Regions from separate parts of the Homo sapiens genome. Here region 2 is linked to region 1. The links are chromatin loops, found by intact Hi-C in ENCODE. Cell type or tissue: ascending aorta. All regions are shown on one strand. Links, peaks and the distances in the headings refer to the core of each region. The heading gives the core; the rest is flanking DNA.

Region 1 (2,924 bases), core at 140-2,639:
GTCAAAGAAGCACAAAAACATCATTTCATTCGGTTATTCTAGACTATCTTGTGTTTTGTGAATAAGTCTATTATTTATAAGATTATTCATAGTCACGTGTGGAGCCTGGGGAACCAAACCTCATATTCTCTCATTTGATTATTTATTATGGTATAAAACAGTGCCTGCTTAGGACTTGCTCTAGCAAAGTTATTAACAACAAGTCTCCCTCAGCTCTCTCCATTTAAGCCTTCCATACTTGAAGCCCTGTTATCTCCTGATTGCTCAGAACCACTTCCCATGGTGCTATGTGCATGGAAAATACCCGTGCACTGTGCCCAAACTCTTGATCATTTACACTTATCTTCTGTACTTAACTGTCCTTTCATCCGTCTCAAACAAAGGGCCACTTTGTCCTTGGTGTACTCTCTTAGTTTGTTGTACATATTTCCATTAGTACTCATCTCTTTGCACAGTTCTCGGTTCACTTGCCGCTTGCCCGTCTTAGTTGTCCTTGTATTTCCTGCACATTGTCTAAATTATAGCTCATTCTTGGCATTGCTTAAATCCTTTTGTAGTGGTTACATGAATGTGAACGAATAAGTTCAAGTTAAAACTGTAACACTCAACTAATCTCTAGTGCCCTTTAAATTCTAATACTTAAATTTTAACTATCTAGTGATTCTATCGCCTCTCTCTAAAATTTTTCCAGTATCAAACTTTTCTTTTTTCTTTTTTTCTTCTTTTGAGACAGGGTCTCTCTCTCTGTCACTCAGGCTGGAGAGTGAAGTGGCATAATCACAGCTCACTGCAGCTTCGAACTCCTGGGCTCAAGTGATCTTCCTATCTCAACCGCCCAAGCAGCTGGAACCACAGGTGTGTGCCATCATGCTCGGCTAATTTCTTAATATTTTGTGGAGATGGGGTCTCCCTGTGTTGCCCAGGCGGATCTTGAACTCCCAGGCTCAAGTAATCCTCCCACCTTGACCTCTTAAAGTGCTGGGTTTAAAGGCATGAGCCACTGTGCCCAGCCTAAAATATTTCTAATACACAGAGAAGTACAGCAATATGCCCACCACCCAAATTTATGCGATACTTTATAATTCCTTCACACTCCTTTGATAAATTATGGACAGATAGAAAGTCCGGCATGAGGAGGTAACCGCTTGAGTTAACTCCGACCCAATAAATTATGAAAAAAATCTAAAACCCCTTTATTAACTATCTTCTTAGTCAACTAGAATCCTTTCATCTGGAATTGTGTGTTGTATGTGTGGGATTACTGAAGAACAAAATGGACAGTAAAGTACCTTGCCTACTTTGCATACCTAAGATTATGAATTTGGTAACTGAAAAGATTTCTAAACTTTTTAGGAAACTCGATTTTAGTTGCAAGCCACATTCATTAAAATGTGTGATATGTACATTACACATATCAGATAATGTTTTAAAAAGAGATAACAAAAAATATATTTTTTTAAATCGCTTGTAGTCTACAAGTGAAGTACCAGTTTTTGCCACTAGAGGGAAGCTACCTTCAAACGCAACAAAAGTTTTTTTTCTTTTTTCTTTTTCTTTTTTTGCCTGTAGTTCAACAAGTCCTCTCCCTTGTCTGGTCAGATATTTGGCCAACATACAAATCAGTACCTTTCATCAACAATAAATGTAATGACAATGTTTAATTAAATAAGAGCCCTTCTTTTTTTTTTTAAGAGCTAGAAAGAGAAACAAAGAACCATATAACTGGCAACTGCAATTTGCGTCCCTCTAGAGGCAAAAGGAAATCTATAATTTGCCTTGAGAAAGTGGGAAAAGATCAAGAGGCAAAGACAGAAGCAGCGCCAAAGTGCAATCTTATTCCTTTACCATCTGTCACAATCACTGTCATTCCCCAAAGGCCATGTTTAAAAATGAGACAAGAGAGGGCTCCTAAGAACTTGAAAATGGTCAGAGCTCTGAATCACACTGAAATATTAAAACTCAACAATACCAGCCAGCAATTGCTAGAAATCAAGAGTAAAAATGTCTTCCAGTATAAGGCCATGGTGGGGAGAGGAGTTTTAAAACAAGAGGGTAGAGGGTAAGAGAAAGAAAATGATCCCCACATAAGCCTTTAGAAATCTATTTCATGAATGGTGGCTGAATGTCTTGAAGTTTATTTACTTGGTGTAATGAATTAAAATATGCAGCTGCAATTTCAAGAATTATTATACTACCATGATTTGAACAGGTGAATTCATATTCCATGTGATAAATTTCGAATTGTTCAGCTGTTGTATAGCAACAAAAATCAATCAGGCATACAATTGCAGCTGATAAGTCATGGATTGACCACGTTGTTATCTTTTTGGGTTTTTAGGCTCTCTACCACTTGGGGGCAGACTGAACAACAACAGAAAAGGAGGACCAATAGCATAAGCAACTTTCTCAACAGAGTTTCTAAGTGCATTTTCAAATATGAAAGGGTGAATGGAAGCCACCCAACATCCATTAAAATCTGTTTCATATATACCTGGAGAATGCAGACATTATGACATAGCCAGAGTGTCATTTGAATAAGTTCATATTGAAGTTTCATATGAAAAAAGGCATGTTCTATATTGACGTTATTGATAATGGAAAAAGATACAAAAGCGTCTTCTTTGTTATTTTCCTTTCCTCTTCAGAGGCTTCAATTGAAGCTGTCTTACTCATAGCACACTCAATTGTAGTATAAAGTTTCCAGCCAATGGTCCTCAAAAGGACAAATTCTAATGACCAGACAAAGGCCTAGACTACTTAGATATTCAATGTTGTTCTGTCAATCAGCATGAGCAATTGGGTTATCAGTTTGCAGAAACTTTAAAAAGGCCCAAAGACAAATTCTAATCTTACTTAACAGGAGATTTCTGTATGTATGCCTCATCAGTGACTGAAGTCACTGTGATAAAAATCCTTATTTCTGG
Region 2 (2,924 bases), core at 252-2,751, 140 kb before region 1:
TTAGTCTTCCAATATTAAAATTTGATATGTCCACATCACAAAATATGGGCACTACACTATCATGAATTTTGCTGAATTAGATCCAATTTGACATCCTATATTCTTCAAGAAATGTTCTACTTGATTACTACATGACAAGAGACTTGAAATGTATCCTAATTCAGAACGTATCATATTGATTTTTAAATTCACTGATTAAAAATAGCTCTATCACTTTTCTACTCTATCCCAATCCCAGTAACCTTCTTTTCTTTTGCTACTAAATGAATTCCAAATGCAGTAGTTAACATTCAGCAATCTCATTACCCATCTACCATAAATCTTCAAAAGCATCACCATCTTCTGACAGTTCAGCAGGAGAAGAGGAAGCAAGGAGCATATCCAAGTACTTTTTATACATGCAAATATCCTAAATACCAAATTTAAATTATCTCAGAAAACTCATATTACACCATTGACAGTGATTGGAGAACAATGTGCTTGAAGATGTTTGTTTACTTATGAAAAGCACAGTTTCTTACATTCCTAAAGACAAACTGATATCAAACAACAGATACTGAGTATCTTTTTAAGGTATAAGTAATACTGAGTTCTCATGAAGAGAATTAATTATATGTGTGTTTTACCCAAAAGTATGTAAATATTTTAAAACTCATGGATGCTTTAATCAAACCTTCACATCTTAGCTGAAACTGGAAAGAAGCCTTCTTCAGTAGAGTTTTAATAAAATCCTTCTTTTCCTCTGATACACACTGGAGTCACCTTGACCATCCATAGAGTATGTGCTCAGCAGTAAGAAAACAAATAGTACTGCCTTCTGAGTCTCTAGCTATATATCTATTCCCTGGGCTACCCTGTTTCTCCTAGCCTGAGGACTTACTACACTTTCATTCTCAGAATGCTTGGAGATAAAAAATAATCATAGCCATTTCCTTTCTGTGCAGAGAGGAAGCAAATCTCTACATTGTAGTTACTACTTACTTAGCTGCATGAGATGGTTTGAGTTTCTCTCCCTGGGATGGTACCAAACTTGATAAATAAGATTTACCAGAAAGTCTACGAAACCTCCATTATTTTGACATGATCGAGGCACTTCATTATGCCATATTACTAAAATTCACAAACTGCCTTAATCTCTTTTTGGCTTTTTTCATGCACCATATTAACCTTACTCCCTCTAAAAACTGTCTACAAATAGTAAAATTAGAACCTTGTTTTCTCGGTACTCTTGATGAACAAATTACGGCTGTTGTGAATGTAGGGCAAGTTGTCTAAAGTGTCAGCAACAACAACCAAAAAATCTGAAGTTGGCAAATGGGATAATTTTTGAAATAAATTAGTGGATACTAAATACTCAAATGTTATATACAGATTCAGTAATTTCTAATGCACATGTTTAATACTGCCCTTGACATATTTTCCCCATATTTAGTTAAAGGAAAGACCTTTGCTTTAGAGGGCTAGGGCCTTATGACAAATGTCTTCAATATATCACTGGAGAACCAATCACTGAAGTTGCTCTCAGTTGATAAAAGTGCTGGATATGAAGTATGGACTAACAGACTTTTCATTTTCCTTCTAATATCCCAAGTAGCAAAGGAGGAAATGCATTCATTCATTCTGAAATTAAAAAAAAATCTTCAACATTACCTAAGAATTGGATAACTTTCTATTTTACCTTCCAAACTAACACTTTTGAAATCCTAAGGAAGTACTATTAATAATTATTGCAGGACAGTTCCAGGAAATTCAGGCTGAATAGTCCCCTTCCTCCCCCTGTAACTCTAAGTAGTCTAGCCTCTAAAATTGTCTCTACAGCCTCTTCTTTGTCACTTCAATCATAATATTCAACCCACATTTCCTCAGGCCTTTCTTCAGGTCCTGAAATGTAACACGCTCTTTTCTTTTTTTAGGGCCTAAACACAGTTTGTTCTCTATTTCTGGAATGCACTCGAAATCCCCTCCACCATATGCCAGTTCCTCTTAGGGACTTGGAACTCCCATTTAACAAGTGTTTATGGAGCTACTACTATTTGGCAGGAAGGCAACACAGCACTGTGGTAAAGATAATGGGCTTAGTCAGATGGCCTCGGTTGTCTCTGTTCTGCTACTTTTATTATCCAGATGATTATCTACTTTTATTATTAAATTATTACAGGTCCTTCAGCCATTTTAGCTTCAGCTTTTTCATCTGTAAAATGAAGGTTTAAAAAAAGCCTTTGTCTTTGGTTTGTTATGAAGCCTGAACAAATGATCTTTGTAAAGTACAGTGAAAAGTAAAGGAAGTAGTTCATAAAAGAATCACTGTTATTAGGAATTAGAAGTAGTATAGTAAACAAGAAAGACTTTGAATTTTACTTCTGCATCTGATCTTCAATGAGTTTAATGGCTGTCAATTTTTAATTCCTTTGACTATCAAATAGTTAATGATCTTCAAGAGGACAGGCATGGTGGCTGACGCCTATAATCCCAGCACTTTGACAGGCCACGAGGTCGGGGGATCCCTTGAGCTCAGGAGTTCGAGACCATTTTGGGCAACATGGTGAAACCCCATCCCCACCAAAAATACAAAAATTAGCCAGGCGTAATGGTGTGCGCCTGTAGTCACAGCTACTTTGGAGGCTGAGGTGGGAGGATTGCTTGAGCCCAGGTGGTCAAGGCTGCAGTGAAACATGATTGCACCACTGCACTCCAGTCTGGGCAACAGAGTGATACTCTGTCTCAAGAAAACTAATAATAATAATAACAATAATAATAATAATCTTCAATAACCCTGTCCCATATATAAAATTTTTCAGGCCTTAATGTCTTGGGGTCAATCAATTACTATGCAATTGCTAAAAGCGATCATCGCTATGAATAAGCGAGTAGGGATTTATATATAATATAATTCTAAAAACAAACACATTTAGAGGTACTATTTT

The links. Peaks named below come from ENCODE experiments on the same cell type or tissue, not always from the same donor. Only the 100,000 strongest peaks of a DNase experiment are listed, where the experiment ranks them.
Region 2: a loop joins it to region 1, with 2.0 times the contacts of the local background. A loop is called at or near these places in 2 of 110 quality-filtered maps.

Annotation. Positions count from the first base shown.
Region 1 is chr3:77,319,323-77,322,246 of GRCh38, reverse strand. All of the region lies in intron 2 of ROBO2 (roundabout guidance receptor 2), which reads right to left. Among named protein-coding and RNA genes, the nearest start is that of ROBO2, 280 kb to the right of the region's middle. In ascending aorta, for the core only: a CTCF peak has its summit at 1,505 (motif pointing right); no DNase peak of the experiment used is centred there.
Region 2 is chr3:77,463,398-77,466,321 of GRCh38, reverse strand. All of the region lies in intron 2 of ROBO2 (roundabout guidance receptor 2), which reads right to left. Among named protein-coding and RNA genes, the nearest start is that of ROBO2, 420 kb to the right of the region's middle. In ascending aorta, for the core only: no CTCF peak of the experiment used is centred there; no DNase peak of the experiment used is centred there; H3K27ac peaks cover 1,133 bases.